Regions from separate parts of the Mus musculus genome. Here region 1 is linked to region 2. A link is a contact called in ENCODE Hi-C or POLR2A ChIA-PET data. All regions are on one chromosome and are shown on one strand. The core of a region is the stretch at or near the end of the contact, and the rest is flanking DNA. Distances in the headings are between cores, read along the strand shown.

Evidence for each region. A loop is a pair of places that touch in the nucleus more often than their neighbours do. ChIA-PET counts read pairs that join two places held with the same protein, here RNA polymerase II (POLR2A).
Region 1: a map of left cerebral cortex shows a loop between it and region 2 (2.5-fold over the local background). The contact joins the promoter of Mybpc3 here to the promoter of Madd in region 2. A Hi-C loop is called at or near these places in 20 of 37 maps with a recorded cell type or tissue (adrenal gland, gastrocnemius, heart and 4 more). POLR2A ChIA-PET finds 5 or more read pairs at or near these places in 4 of 5 experiments (Patski and embryonic stem cell).

Annotation. Positions count from the first base shown.
Region 1 is chr2:91,114,498-91,122,212 of GRCm38, forward strand. Mybpc3 (myosin binding protein C, cardiac) reads left to right here and starts at 3,647. Exons shown (of 35, transcript NM_008653.2): 1 at 3,647-3,720; 2 at 4,666-4,932; 3 at 5,481-5,579; 4 at 5,659-5,766; 5 at 5,855-6,003; 6 at 6,528-6,645; 7 at 7,023-7,071; 8 at 7,235-7,264; 9 at 7,405-7,458. The coding sequence starts at 3,672. It overlaps Spi1 (spleen focus forming virus (SFFV) proviral integration oncogene), which reads left to right. Exons shown (of 5, transcript NM_011355.2): 5 at 578-1,262. The coding sequence ends at 897.
Region 2 is chr2:91,175,182-91,182,791 of GRCm38, forward strand. Madd (MAP-kinase activating death domain) reads right to left here and starts at 4,140. Exons shown (of 35, transcript NM_001177720.1): 1 at 3,998-4,140; 2 at 2,719-3,315; 3 at 1,625-1,928; 4 at 975-1,106; 5 at 462-575. The coding sequence starts at 4,056.

The sequences.
Region 1 (7,715 bases), core at 2,397-4,896, 61 kb before region 2:
GCAGCCATGTTTCAGAGGTGTGTGTGTGTGTGTGTGTGTGTGTGCATGTGCATGTGCATGTGTATGCACACATGCGTGTTTGTGGATGCTTCTCTACCTGTACAGGTCTCTAAGTCTGTCTGTATTGTGAATGAACAGGCATCATTTCAAAGTGCGTGAGAGTCTGTGTGTGCATCAGTATTGTGTAGGAGTGTGAATGGGAGACTGTATGTATATCTGTGAAGGCCTGGGTGTATACAGGACTGTGAGTGTGTGAGGTCATGTGTGTGAGTACCTGTGAATGTGTGAAGGCCTATGAGTGTGGGAGGAAGGCCTGTGAGTGTGTAGGTCTTGTGTGTGAGTGCCTGCGTGTGAAGGCCTTTGGATAGGCATGTAGATATGTGAGAGCAGATATGGGTATATGTATGGATACACGTGACATATCTATGAGGATTTGTATATATGGAGGGGTGTGCACTTGAGTGGGAGTGGGCACGTGTGTGCTTGCACCTACCATGGCTGGGAGGAGCTGGTGGGAGGGTCCCCATAAAATCCTTGCATCCTGTCCACACACCACTTGGTTGCCCATCTCTCACAGGCAGCAAGAAAAAGATTCGCCTGTACCAGTTCCTGCTGGACCTGCTGCGCAGCGGCGACATGAAGGACAGCATCTGGTGGGTGGACAAGGACAAAGGTACCTTCCAGTTCTCGTCCAAGCACAAGGAGGCGCTGGCGCACCGCTGGGGCATCCAGAAGGGCAACCGCAAGAAGATGACCTACCAGAAGATGGCGCGCGCGCTGCGCAACTACGGCAAGACAGGCGAGGTGAAGAAAGTCAAGAAGAAGCTCACCTACCAGTTCAGCGGCGAGGTGCTGGGCCGTGGGGGCCTGGCCGAGCGGCGCCTCCCGCCCCACTGATCGCCCGCAGAGACCGCCAGGCTCCTGGACCCCGCCGGCCATAGCATTAACCCGTCGCCCGGCCCGGACACAGGGAGGACATTCCCAGGGCCGAGGCAGGACTGGGGGCCCGGCCTCGCCCTCCCATGCCCGGCCTGGCCCGCCCCACCCGCTTTGCCTCCCACCAGGACTCTAGCCCGCTCCAAGGGCCGCCTGGGCCTCGGACCTCAACCGAGGGTCAGCCTGGCTTAGTGGCCACGGTGCTTCCTTGGGAGTCTGGCGCTGGCACCTTTTTGTATATTGAATGCTTTTTAAAAAGCTCTTCCTCCCCACCCCCTCATTAGTCACTAAAGACAAGTAAAATTATTGACAGCTATTCTCCCAGAGAAGTGTCTCATTCAAGAGTTTGCGTGTGCCGGGTCCAGGGGGCGTCCCGTGTGCACGATCTCTTATTTGTCTAGAGAGCATGTTTCCAAAGCTGGGCCCTAGGGACACGGGGACCATGGACACACAGCGCTTGTTTCTAGTGAGATAAGTCTTGGCTTGTTATCAGGGCTCAGGGATCATACTGAAAAGTCCTTAGCAATCTTCTGAGTGAGACACCATCCAAGAGTGGTGGTGGTGGTGGCCGCAGCAATAAGCACAGGTGTTTCTGATCATATAGCATCTGTCAACTTTACCGGCTGTACCGTCTCTCTAGCCTGGCCACAAAGCATTCTTAATGGAGACTCCACAAGCACAGCCTTCCCTTCAAAGCACTCCCAGGGGCCACAGACAAGGGACATCTATAAACATCTTGCTTCATTTAGGTGACGTAGACAGAATGTAGGCAGGTGGTGGCAGACAGGGAGTGAGGACATCTCCTAATGTCTGCACACCTCAGGAAACACAAACCCTAGGGTGTCACACTATAGGGGGAAAGACCCCTGCACACCTCCTGGCTATGTGGGTCCCTCATAGCCCACGCTGATGTCCCCTAGTCAGACTGCCGAGTCTCAAGAGAAGGCTATGGCATGTGAGCTGACGACAGCTCAGTAAGAGAGCAGCAGTTTTTTAAAAGTATTTTTTAATTCATTTATCGTGTATGTGTGTGTGTGTGTGTGTGTGTGTGTGTGTGTGTGTGTGTAAGAGTGTGCACACTTGCCACAGCATAAATGTGGAGGTCAGTGACAACTTGCAGGAGTCAGTTCTCTCCTGCCACCAGTGGACCCCAGAGGTGGAACTCAGGTCACCAGGCAACAGACACCTTTACCAACTTGGTTCTTCTTCTTCTTCTTCTTCTTCTTCTTCTTCTTCTTCTTCTTCTTCTTCTTCTTCTTCTTCTTCTTCTTCTTCTTCTTCTTCTTCTTCTTCTTCTTCCTCTTCCTCTTCTCCTTCTCCTTCTCCTTCTCCTTCTCCTCCTCCTCCTCCTCCTCCTCCTTCTCCTCTTCCTCCTCTTCCTCCTCCTCCTCCTCCTCTTCCTCCTCCTTCTTCTTCTTCTCCTTCTTCTTCTTCTTCTTCTTCTTCTGGCTCTCAAACACCAGTTCCTTAAACATTTAAACAAATTTTTTGCCTGCGTATATGTATGTGTGCCATGTGTGTGCCTGGTGCCTGCAGTCTAGAAGAGGGGTGTTGGGTCCCCTGGAGCTGGAGTTACAGATGGTTGTGAGGTATTGTGTGGGTGCTTGGACCGGAACCTGAGTTCTCGGCAAGAACAAGTGCTTTTAATCACTGAGCCTTCTCTTCCAGCCCCAGACCAGTTCTCTGGACGACTCGGAGATAAGCATAGCAGTGCATACCCAGAATAGCAGCACTTAGGTTGAGGCAGGAGGATTGTCATTGGTTTGAGACCAACCTGGATTGCTAGTTATAGCTTCAACACACACACTCATGCACATGACTTAGGAGCAGGTGATATGACTCTAAAGTAACTAAAATTGGGTGGAAATCACGGCTAGGTTTCTATTGACTGGAAAATGCTTATATGTGAACTCCCTCCTTCTGGTATAAGCTATCTATTCTAGTCTAGAATTCCTTAATGGAGATCCCCGTCATTTACTTTTTCCCCTGTTACACCTGATGAGCCTGATCCAACTGAGGGTCACAGAACAAGAACAGTGGCAGTGGGGTGGCAGCTGGGGGGATTTGGAATGCTCTGCATTCATCTTTGGTTAGTCCTTGTGACTTTAGCAAGAGCTAGCTCTGCTCCTGTCCTCTACTTGGGAGGACATTTAGAGATCCACTCCCATGCCCTCGCCTGCAGGCTCGCCTAGTTTGTCCCTTGTGTGTGTGGGGTGGGGTGGGGGGGACTAACTCCCAGCAGATTCCCTCCCTGCCTAACCCTCCGCCAAGCCCACTCAGGATTCCGTGGTCCAAGGCCAGCCCCTGCCCCTTGTGGTGCAGTAATGTGTGCCAAAGCTCTGCTGACCAAAAGAACAACAGCAGCTAGCCCTGGATACCCTCTCTCCCACCCAGCACCTGTGCCCTCGATCTTTAGCTGTGGGTGTCACGGGCCAAGAGCACCTCGACAGTGTAATTTTCTGGTGGCTGGATACACAGACAAAGGTGGGGCTACCCCTGAGATCCATGGAGGAGTGGAAGGGCGGAAGCTATCCAGTCCTGCTGGGGGTGGGGAGGAGAAGCCAGAGGACCAAGTGGCTCTATCTTCTCCATGAAGATACCTCAGCTGGATGGAATTTGTCTATATTTAGCAGGTGGCTAGCAGGAGGCTGATAAGCAGGGCTGGGGAGGGGGCAGTCCTCATAAATAGTGAGAACACAGGACACTGTTCAGTCCCTCCTTGGGTGGCCTGCTTGATGCCTGGTGTGACTGTTCTCAAGATGCCGGAGCCAGGGAAGAAACCAGGTAGCTCCACGTAAGGGTTTGGGTCAGTGGTGCACACGGCTTGTGGGCAGGGTTAGGTACCGGTGTAGGATGAGGCCTGTGGGTTCCAGGAAGGGACAGGATGGTCCTCTTTGGGCTTTGTCTAATTCTCTGCTTCATTCCCCATCCCTCTAATGAGATCAAGGATAAACTCGGTGTCAGGGCCACTGAGAGATGACTTCACTAAGTCAGGAAGAATCCAGGGTCAACAGCCCATTCTGTCTGGACCTGTATTTTCTTCTTCAGCCAGGGTCCTCAATTCAAGGAGCTCAATTTAGGCTCCAGTGGAGCTGAGCCCCTGAGCTCAGTTTCTAAGGGTACTGAGATGAGGGGGTAGCGACCCTTTCCAGCTCTGAGTGTCTGCCACATGAGCTGGAAACCCTAGGGTATTCACATGAGACCTGGCTCCAGATGTGGGGGGACAGTGCCTCTCTTCTCTGGAATAGAACAGGCAAGCCAAGGACAAAGACTGTAGCCAAAGACCTGGACCAGGCCAACACCCTTGCAGAGGTCATGGGGTCAGGGATCCAGTCCCCAGCCCCCAGGCCCCTGCTGCCTTATCTCAATTGCTCATTCTTAGTCTGAAGCCCTCAGAGGACAAATTTAGCTATATCCCAAGTAGGCAGAGTGCTGGGGCCCTTGCCAAGGGTTCCACAATGGGAAGGGAGGCTGGGCCTACCACTGGTGTTCCCAAGCAGGAAGGTAGGGACGTCTTATATGGTGGTGGGGACAACAGCCTGGACTCTTTCATCTGTCATTAACCTCACCTGACCTGAGACATAAATATGGCTGCACCCACCCCATAGAACTGTTGGAGCATTAAACAAGTAGCTTGGGGTGTGCTTACTACACAGTCTTCTTGAAGAAGGGTGTCGGGGGTGGGGTACCAGGGAGCCTACTTCCTGCAAGTTCCATCTGGCTCTTCAGTGTCAGCCTTCAACAAGAAGCCAAGGTCAGCGGAGGTGACCGCTGGCAGTGCTGCCGTGTTCGAGGCTGAGACGGAGCGGTCAGGCGTGAAGGTGCGGTGGCAGCGGGATGGCAGCGACATCACCGCCAATGACAAGTATGGTTTGGCAGCAGAGGGCAAGCGACACACACTGACAGTGCGGGATGCGAGCCCTGATGACCAGGGTTCCTACGCGGTCATTGCAGGCTCCTCAAAGGTCAAGTTTGACCTCAAGGTCACAGAGCCAGGTAAGAGCTTGCTGACCTCGCCCCGGGGCCCTGAACTCAGAGTCCGGGGCATGGACTCTGGGCACTGGCAATGCTGTAAGCCAGAAATGCCCGTTCTGCTCTTCTGCTCCAAGATCTCTCTAAGCATTAGTTGTGGCTGCAGCTCTTTCTGCACTGTGGAGGTGGGAACCCGAGAGCGGTGTTCTAGGAAGGGTCCACTCCCATAGCAGACCCAGAGCCTGGTCACCCAGATAAGGACTTGGCTAGCTGTATGTGTTAGTGGGGAAATCCTAAGAGCTTGGTGGTGGTGGTGCTGGGTCAAGGCCAAAGCTCGGAAAGGGACAACAGATGGACCACAATGCTGCTCAGAGCAGAAATCTGGACATGGGACAGGTGGATCGTGAGTGCTGGAGGACGAGAAGCAAGTTGGCTCCTCTTCTTGGAGTGAGGCCAGTGGCTAAAAGAGCCTAGGATACTGCTGTACAAGTGGAATGTATCTTAGGTGGGACATAGGTCTGATATCCGAGTGGAGGGCTCTAATTAGAAACTGTTCCATGACCCCACCTCAGCCCCTCCAGAGAAGGCAGAATCTGAAGTTGCTCCAGGAGCCCCCAAAGAAGTCCCTGCTCCAGCCACTGAGTTGGAAGAAAGTGTCTCAAGTCCTGAAGGTAAAGAGGGCTGGACAACGAGGGACAGGCCAATGGATGGGGAATATCCCAGGACAGACCTCAAAAGCCTTCTTTTCAGGGTCAGTCTCGGTAACCCAGGATGGCTCAGCTGCAGAGCATCAGGGAGCCCCTGATGACCCTATTGGCCTCTTTCTGATGCGACCACAGGATGGTGAGGTGACCGTGGGTAAGTGGGAACTTTGTGCTCATACTCGGGGTTAGGGGAAAGGAAGCCCCAGAGGACCAAGGTCGGAGAAGTCACCTTTCTCTTGCAGGCGGCAGCATTGTCTTCTCAGCCCGAGTGGCTGGGGCCAGCCTCCTGAAACCGCCTGTGGTCAAGTGGTTCAAGGGCAAGTGGGTGGACCTGAGCAGCAAAGTGGGCCAGCACCTGCAGCTGCATGACAGCTATGACAGAGCCAGCAAGGTGGGACGCCTGGTCAGGGGCATGGGGAGCCAGGGAGTACAGGCATAGGGAGGCTGGGAGACTGGGAAGCAGGGCAGAGCTGAAATGTTCAGCCATACCAGCTGCACACTGCACAAAACAGCTCCCAAGTGGAGCCACCTGCCATCTGCTTGGACTTCTATCATGGTCATGTGCAGGCAAGAGCCCGTATGGGTCTTTTATTTTATTTTTTTTTTATTTTGTTTTTTGAGACAGGGTTTCCCTGTGTAACCCTGGCTGTCCTGGAACTCACTCTATAGACCAGGCTGGCCTTGAACACAGAAATCCGCCTGCCTCTGCCTCCCAGAAGTGCTGGGATTAAAGATGTGCACCACCACTGCCCACCCCATCATGGGTCTTGAAAGGTGGATGCTTTCTTTAAATTATAGAAGCGCTCTGTATGTGTCAGCCCTGAGAAGTGAGCTTGGCAGGCTTTGCCACACCCCTTCTCTTTAGGGACGCAGGGCCTCTCCTGTCCCAACCTTCCTTCATCCTCCTGCTCACAGGTCTACTTGTTTGAGTTGCACATCACAGATGCTCAGACCACTTCTGCTGGGGGCTACCGCTGTGAGGTGTCTACCAAGGACAAATTTGACAGCTGTAACTTCAACCTCACTGTCCATGGTGAGGGAGTCCTGGGGTCTCGTCTGGTCTTGTGGTCTTCATGGGTCCTGGTCCCTTGGGCTTGTCTCTATCTCCCAACTAGAGAGGGTGACTAGCTGTGGCCAGAAGCCAGTGCCGGTCACCCGAGGTGTGAACGAAATGCATGCTTTCAGGAGAATCGTGGGAGCAAGTCAAGGGTGGGATGCTGTTTCTGTGTCCCTGCCTCACACAGTTTGAATGTGAACTGGGAGGTGAGTGGGAGGCAGCCCACTGTGGAGACTGAGATGAGAAACTGCCTCATCTCTCTAAATATGAACCCTGGGAGAAGCTGAGAAGATGGAGTCTTGTGCTCCCACTCCCTGAGGTCACCCCCACCACTACATTCTCTTTGCACACAGAGGCCATTGGTTCTGGAGACCTGGACCTCAGATCAGCTTTCCGACGCACGTGAGTGGCTCTCTTTCCTTGGGAATGGGGGTGGGGGGCGGGGAGACCAGTGTGAGGGCTGAGGGCCCTTGACATTTTAGATAGACGCATGTGGGGGGTCCAAGCTGAAGTCTGTGGGGGGCAAGGGCAAGCTGCCAGGTCACTGAGAAACTAACTTCCACAGGAGCCTGGCGGGAGCAGGTCGGAGAACCAGGTACCCTTCCTGTCCTCCATCTATCCCATCACAGAGATGGGTGGGAGCCCCACCTGACTGCACCCCTTCCTCCTATACCACTCCATCGCCTAAGCCCCTGCTAGCTCTTCAGAGAAGCCTCATGGGGTCTCTCTCTTCAGTGACAGCCATGAAGATGCTGGGACTCTGGACTTTAGTTCCCTGCTGAAGAAGAGGTGAGTCCTTGGGTCACATCTTCTAGGGCAGAGATTAAGACATGGCATTGAGATTTCCAAGCTGTGTGTCCCTGAACAGAATGAGGCACTTCTCTGAGCCAGTTTCCTTATCAAGGGGGAATCTTGTCCCAGTGTGGACAAGAGTTGTCTTAATAACCATCCTTAGTCCCAGTGTGGACAAGAGTTATGTCTTGTGCCCCTCAAAACCTCCTGGTGAATCTACCATAGACCATTTCCACAGATTCTGAAGGCCCTAA
Region 2 (7,610 bases), core at 2,890-5,389:
GCACACATGCCACAGTGCACCTGTGGAGGACAGAGGATGACTTTCAGGAGTTGCTTCTCCTTTCACCATGGGTCCGGGGATGGAACTCATGCCAGGAGTGCAAGGTAAGTGTTGTTACCTAATGAATGTATATTATAGAGAAATCTATATTACTTAGAATATATAATGTTAATATATATTTAAATGTGTACTGGAAAACAGCTTCCTACTTGAAACTAGTGCTGGATTATCTACACTTTATTTATAAACACACACACACACACACACACACACAAATGTAACAGTCTTACAGCTCTTGGAGCATGTAGGGGGAGCTCTTAATTCCGGCAAGACTAAATTCTATAACTTGTCTGCCCAATAAAGTCAAAGCAGCATTAGAGAACTGTGTTTTAATGGGTGTTACGATAGAAATAATCCAGAAGAGTGGTTATGACAGACCCTTGTCCTATTGACTGTCTCACCCTATTGCTGTCCAGATCCACTAGCCACACGTCATCGGGCATTTTGAAATCTAGCTTGTAGAGGAAGAAGCTGGCAGGAACTCCAATGATGTATGGGGTTGGAGCCAAGAGTAGCTGTGGAAAAGAGATAAAGGAGGATAAGAAACAAAGACAAGACCTATTGTGAGCACTTAATCACATCAGAATTTTTCTAGATAAGGAAAGTCAGGCAATTCCTTTCCCAAAATACCTGCAGATAGATGTATTGCAAAATTTATAAATTTTCAGATTTTAGAAAGGTAACGACGATACATTTCGGCATAGCAATGCCTATCACACCATAGCAAGGAGTCTACAATCACTAACTGTAACAAACAGAAACGTCAAATTCCATAGTTTTCCTATAGAACCAGTGCAAAGCCATCCAAAATTTCAAACTAGTGAGTTCTGAGGGATAGAGAGACGGCGCTGATGAATGGCTTCCCTCCCTCAAGAGCCAGGGCCATCCCGGCAGGAAGACACCTTGAGACTCACCTGCTCTGCCGAGGCCATGCAGGTGGGAAGCAGCGGGATGACCGGGAACATGTACTCCAGGGGGTAGATCATTGCCACGAACGCCATCACAGACATGGAGAGTGCATTGTAGTCTCGAGACTGCAGCACCACCTGCGGTGGGCAGGCACAGCAGAAGTCACTCAGCAGCCAGCTTACTCACTGGCTAAAACAAGGCTTACTAGCAAAGAGCTCCCAGGGCTCTGGGTTAATTTCAGACTCACCAAGCCTACAGCGGCAGCTTATCTCAGCAATCACCACGGCTCCAGTCCCTGCCCTGTCAGTCACCTTCCAACCCAAACACCTTATTAATCCTCTCTTGAGCCACTACCTTCTTAGTTCTGCCGCTCCCTGTCCTAAGACTACACACTGAAGGAGAGCTGATATTCCCAGAGAATTAACTCAGTCTAACAAAGAACTCAACCAAGCACATCCCACATGGCACCAATGTCATAATTCAACTCACGTACCAAGTACCTGCTGCCTACCTGCCATCACATTACCTTCTGGAAATAAAAAAAAAAAAAAAAACAGAAAGGACACACTTCCTGGTTCTCAAGGGACTCATGACCTAGCTCCCAACAGGGTGTGCAGCTCTCTCCCTAGAAAGGCTACAGAGCTCGCCCTCTCACCTTGTGCTCCAACAGGATGCAGGTTAGCACCTGAAGACAAGCATCTACACCCAGAAGTTCCAAGGGAAGGTGAAGAGGGAAATCTACTAGGGTGAATCGAGATGGATCTGGAAGAGCAAATGTCAGGGCCTGCTGGAGTTCCTGGGGCAGGACCTCAATGTCCACTCGCTTCTGCCCAGAGACAGGCACTGGGGAACGTAGCAACCGATAGATCCAGGCCTCAATCTCTCGAAGGTCTTGCAGAAGGGCACTGGACTTCTCCTCCACTAGCAGTGATCCAGTAAAGATTCGCCACATGGTGTCCCTAAGGAACACATGGCAAGAATCAGAAACAGAAGTGTTATCGGCTGATACCACTGCCACCCAATAAAACCTCGATAATAACAGGGAGAGGAGTATTGCCAGGTCAGATGGGACCAGAGGGGATATATGATGACAAAAACAGATGTAGAAGGTGTATGTGATGGAACCCAACGCCATGTCCACATCAAACTCCTCAGCATTTCAGAAATACAGCTACAGTGCGAGGTCCAAGCTCAGCAATTTTACATTGGTAGTAAATAGTTTAAACAGTCCTAAAGGAGCTGAAGAGGAAATTTCTCTTCCTTCCTTCCTTCCTTCCTTCCTTCCTTCCTTCCTTCCTTCCTCCCTCCCTCCCTCTCTCTCTCTCTTTCTCCCTCCCTCCCTCCCTCCCTCCCTCCCTCCCTTCCTTCCTTCCTTCCTTCCTTCCTTCCTTCCTTTCTTTCTTCCTTCCTTCCTTTCCTTCCTCCCTCCCTCTCTCCCTCTCTCTCTTTCTTTCTTTCTTTCTCCCTCCTTTCCTTCCTTCCTTCCTTTTTTTTTTTTAAAGATTTATTTTATATCTGTGAGTTATTTTATATATACTATCACTGTCTTCAGACACACCAGAAGAGGGCATCCGACCCCATTACAGAATGTTGTGAGCCACCATGTAATTGCTGGGAATTGAACTGGGGACCTCTGGAAGAGCGGTCAGTGCTCTTACCACCTCTCCAGCCCTAGAGGAAATTTCTTTTCCTCTCACGAAGTAATATCAATCTCTTAATGTTCTCCCAAGCACAAGCAGCAAACCGTACCTTTGTACACCTCGAGGGATGCCCAGTTTCTTGCCTAGCAGCCGTTCACTACAGCAGTCTACCAAACGTTTGAGAGTATACAGACACTCTCTGAAGGTAGAGAAGAAAGGGTAGTGGCTAAGCACACACAGGGATGTCAGGGTACTGTTGCGGGAGCGGCTGCCCGCTTTTGCCCTACGTTTGCCCCGAGGAGACTGGTTTACGTCAGGAGTGGAGTCAGCACTAGGCGGCTGCAAGGTTGAGCCACTCTCTGAGCTCCCAGCGGCAGCCTCTTCTGAGGCACCAGAGGTGTGAGCGCCTTCCTTCCCACGGGGTCCTGCTCCGCCTTCCACCTTTTCCTTTGGCATTCGCTTTTGGAAGGAACGGTAGAAGTTGACACAGATGCCATAGCGGGTGACTCCGGTGTCCTTATCGGTTAGGGTGAAGACAAAAGAGGTATCGTCCCGAAGGCTCATCCGCCGCTGCCGCACACTCAGACATCCTTCTGGCTGGCAGAAGAACACCACATCTGGGGGCAGGGGGAACTCTGGGTGATCCTCTAGTGGGTACCTCCGCAGCAGCTCAGGAGTCTGAGCCACACTGTCACTGCTTGGGTGCCTGAAGGACATAAAGGCACACTCAGCAACCCAACAGCATGGAACATGCTATCACACTTGAACCACAATCAACAGATGAAGCTCAAAGGCACTTTAGGAAAGAGTTTAACTGACAGACTGAAGTCCACACTGTCATGAAGACACTATCCTGAAAGTTTCAACAAGAAAATCATCACTAGCACCTCAAGATGATCAGCACCTTAGCTAAAAGATTACCTTAGGAATCTAGGTAGACAGAGAAGTACAGAGTGCTTTCCCCTTTTGACAGACTATGAAAACGGGCTATAAAGAATATATTTGCTCGAAACCCATAAAGTATGAGTTAAAATAACAGCATTTGTTTGTTTATTTATTTATTTATTTTGGTTTTTCAAGACAGGGTTTCTCTGTGTAGCCCTGGCTGTCCTGGAACTCACTCTTTAGACCAGGCTGGCCTCAAACTCAGAAATCTGCCTGCCTCTGCCTCCTGAGTGCTGGGATTAAAGGCGTGAGCCACCACGCCCGGCAGCATGTATTTATTTATGAGAGATAGCATACATAAAGTGGAACACAAAACATGTAACAAGAACATAAAGCAATAGGACAGAATAAGATATTCAAAGCAACATGGAAATAAGGTCTGGGAGTAACAAGACATTGTGGCTGCCACAGAGAACAAGACAGTTATTGGTCTTCTTGGTTACCTCGCCCCTACGATCACGAGATAGTCAAGTAACCGAGGGCAGAACTTCTTTTGCACCATGGTTCCGATTTGTCAGTTCATTGCAGAGAAACTTCAGGGCACTGAGCAAGAAGCCAGCATTCCCAGGAGGAATTCTGATATAATCTGAAAATCCAATAGGGGGAAAAGTACTGATAAATACCCAGTGCTACGCCTAAGGGACTCACCCTTCTCAGGTTCATCTCAGCAAGGGGCGGAGGTCAGAGGCTTCCACTTCTGAACTCACGATAGAATCTGACGCTTGCTTTCCCTGCTGGCTGTCCACGTTTATGAGCTTCCAGAGTCAAATTTCAAACGGAATAGGGTTGAGGCTATCGCTTAGTGATCAAGGACTTATCTAGAATGGATGGGGCCCTAGTTCCAATCCTCAGCACCCAAAAAGGAGACGAGGAGCTGAAAAAATAACAGCTCAGACTATAGCTAGCTCATCTCCAGCCGAGTTTCTGAGACTCTGTTTCAGTCTAATCTAGAGTGAAGAATTATAACAACAACAAAAAATTACTTTCAGGGCTACTCCGGGGCGGGGGGGGGGGGAATCAAGATAAAAGCAGATTCTTTATACAGCACTAACCTGGGCTTTTACGTCTACATGGAAACTTGATTATTCTGTCTCATTGAGTAGCATTCAGCCTGATGGGTAACTATCACACAGACTTTCCAGTTAATTGCACTCAGACAGTAACAACAGCTGCATACTGTTCATGTGATCTCACATGGAAAAGTCCATGTCCCAACTGTCTCATCTCTAACCAGTTTTCCCACTTCAAGATAGAAAGGGGGCCAAGCAGCTACTGCTGCCTCCTCTGCCCTTGGTGCTGAACCACAGCTCTCGACTATTCGGGTCTCTGGATCAGAGTCAGTAATACAATGCATTCCCAGGAGGCCTGGTCTTTCTCTATCTTGTAGGGATTGTGAATTAGGGACGGAAAATACCAGGGTTTCTACAAATTTAGGGGAAGTGTCTAAAGGAATTTCTAAATGTATTCGAAATCAATTATTTCCTGGGGGCCAGAGAAATGGCCCAGCAGTTACAAGCACTCATGACTCTTCCAGAAAGCCTAGGTTCAGCTCTGAATACTGGCACTGGGTGGCTCATCACGGCCTGTGATGCTAGTTCCCGGTAAACTGTGGCTCTTCTCAGTGCTACACTGACAGAGTGCACACATGCATGCTCAGGCACACGCGTGCATAAAAGAAACAATTATATCTTTCACACTTGATCTTAGCCAAAAGGCTGCGAGGCGATAACAATTATACTTTCCAAAGAATCTATATTTTTATTAGATTTTCATAGACTTCTAAATAAAATGTTTCACTCCTGTATAGGGCATTTCCAGGGCTCCAAGATTTTGCTTCTATGGCCTGAGACTTTGTTCACTGTACACACACATGCACACACACACACACACACACACACCACACACGTAAACATGCACTTCATTTGACTCCCATACTACAGACATAGATAGTGCCTGTGTTGTGGGTACTACTTGCTTTAGATAATTAGTTCTTTTATTTTGTTTCCTCCTCGACCCACAAACAAGACCTAGTTACAGTACCTCTGGTGTCCTTAAAACACAGTTCCCTCTTTCCCCCTTGCTCCCAATAGAGGACCCATAGGTAATAGGATTCAGTTTTGTCTCCATAGCGACTCTGGCTCCCAGAACTATTTATAGCAGAGTCATAGCCCCTCCCCTGCTTGGTGACCAAACCATGCTAGCAGCTGCTACTCCAAACCCAGCCATGGCCTATAGCATCTCATTCCCCCTAGCCCTGGAGATGCTGATTCCAAAGACAGCACCTACTAAGAATCAGGTTATCTCCGCTTCTGTCCGTGTTTTTTTTTTTTTTTTTAATCCCACGTTCAGCTTTTAATAGAAATAGTTCTTCACCATCAAGTTCCTGAGCATGCCACACATTCAGTCATTTCTGGGGTTCATCACTCTTAATAATCCTAAACAATCCTCTTGTTCTCCCAACTACATGAACATATTGCATGAACATATTGCAAAAGTGGAGCTCCCTTATAGAGCTGGGCTCCCTTCCTCCTAAGAGAAATGAAGCTATGAAATAGGACACAGGCAAAAGCCATACTGGGTTCTATACGGACATATCTACCTATAAGCAAGCCAGATTCACCTCTGTATTAAAGCACCTTACCATAAAACAGAATTTGTAGGACCAGAGGCTGGATCTTTAAAACAGGTTTACATTGAAAACCAGAAGCATCATCCTGACTAAAATCTCAGAGAGACAGAGACAGAGAGAGAGAGATTGAGAGAGAGAGAGAGAGAGAGAGGGGGGGGGTTGAGAGAGAGAGGTTGAGAGAGGGGAGCTGAAGCTTTCTCTTAATAGTAAATTAATTATAGGGACCTCTCTAGTGTTAGCGAGATGAAGCCCCTCTCCAAATTCAAGTCAATTGCCATATTCTACAGTTCTCCTTTCAGAGCTGCAAGAACCCGAGACCTTGGGACTATCCTAGCTAGCAGTGGCAGAATGTATTTTTAGGCTCAATTCGTATCCCATCAATAGCCAGTGACTTCAGATACTCAGGCGACAAAGATAATCACCACTGTCCTTCTCTGCCTTCCCCACAGACTCTAAATCCTCTACCACCACCTCTAACTCATTCAGTCTTCACAACCAAGAGGGCCCAGACTCTACCTCCTGCCTCAATCTTATTTACTAATGTAAAGCCCCGAGCTCTTGTCCCATCGTAGTCCAAATCTCTAAATGCACACCTTTCTGCTATAATCCTACATCACCACTCACGTCTAGAGACCACGGACTTTTAGGTAATCTCTGCATTTTCAGCCTACAATGGCCATACTACCAACCCTGTGGATTCCGCCCCTCATTTGGGGCAGGATCTCATAGTAAAAACCACAAGAACCCGACCCAAGGACGGTATGACATCTTTGCTGACGTGAGCACAACCGGAGGCTTCCTCTCCTTCCTCCTCCTCCCCAGACAGTGACCTTGCAAGCTCATCAGCAGACTGGTCCAGCATGGGGGAAGAACTGGAGCAATGAAGCCAGCGATGGTCAGGACTGGGGAAGGAGGAGTGAGCACGAAACACTAAGCTGCGGGAGATTGGAAAAGGGAGCAGTTGCAGCCAGTGATGAGATGGTGTGCCTAGTCTTCAGCAGGCCAATACTGAAGGATGAAATGTAAATACATATATGTCTATTTTAAAGAACCAAACGTGGTTCTCCAAACGCTAGTCAAAAAAAAAATAAAAAAAAATAAGGCGTGCGCACGCACGCGCACACACGCCAGGCGCCGGTGCCTTCCTCGGGCCCGGGGCTGGACAGCTCTGGCCGCCCCCTCACCTGCTGGACAGCTCCTCGTCCCCACCCGGGAAGCCGCCCCGCGGGCCCACAGCCCCGCAGCCGCACGGGCTCCCCGCCCGACCCCCGCCTCACTTTCTCAGCAGGCTCCACGCCCCCTCGCGCTCGCTCGCTCCTCCAGGGCCGCCTCAGAGACCCTCTCCTCCCGGAGCCGCTTTTCCTCTCAGGCTCCGCGTTCCCCCTCAAAGCCCCACACGGGGCTCCCGACCGCGGGCGCTCAGCTAC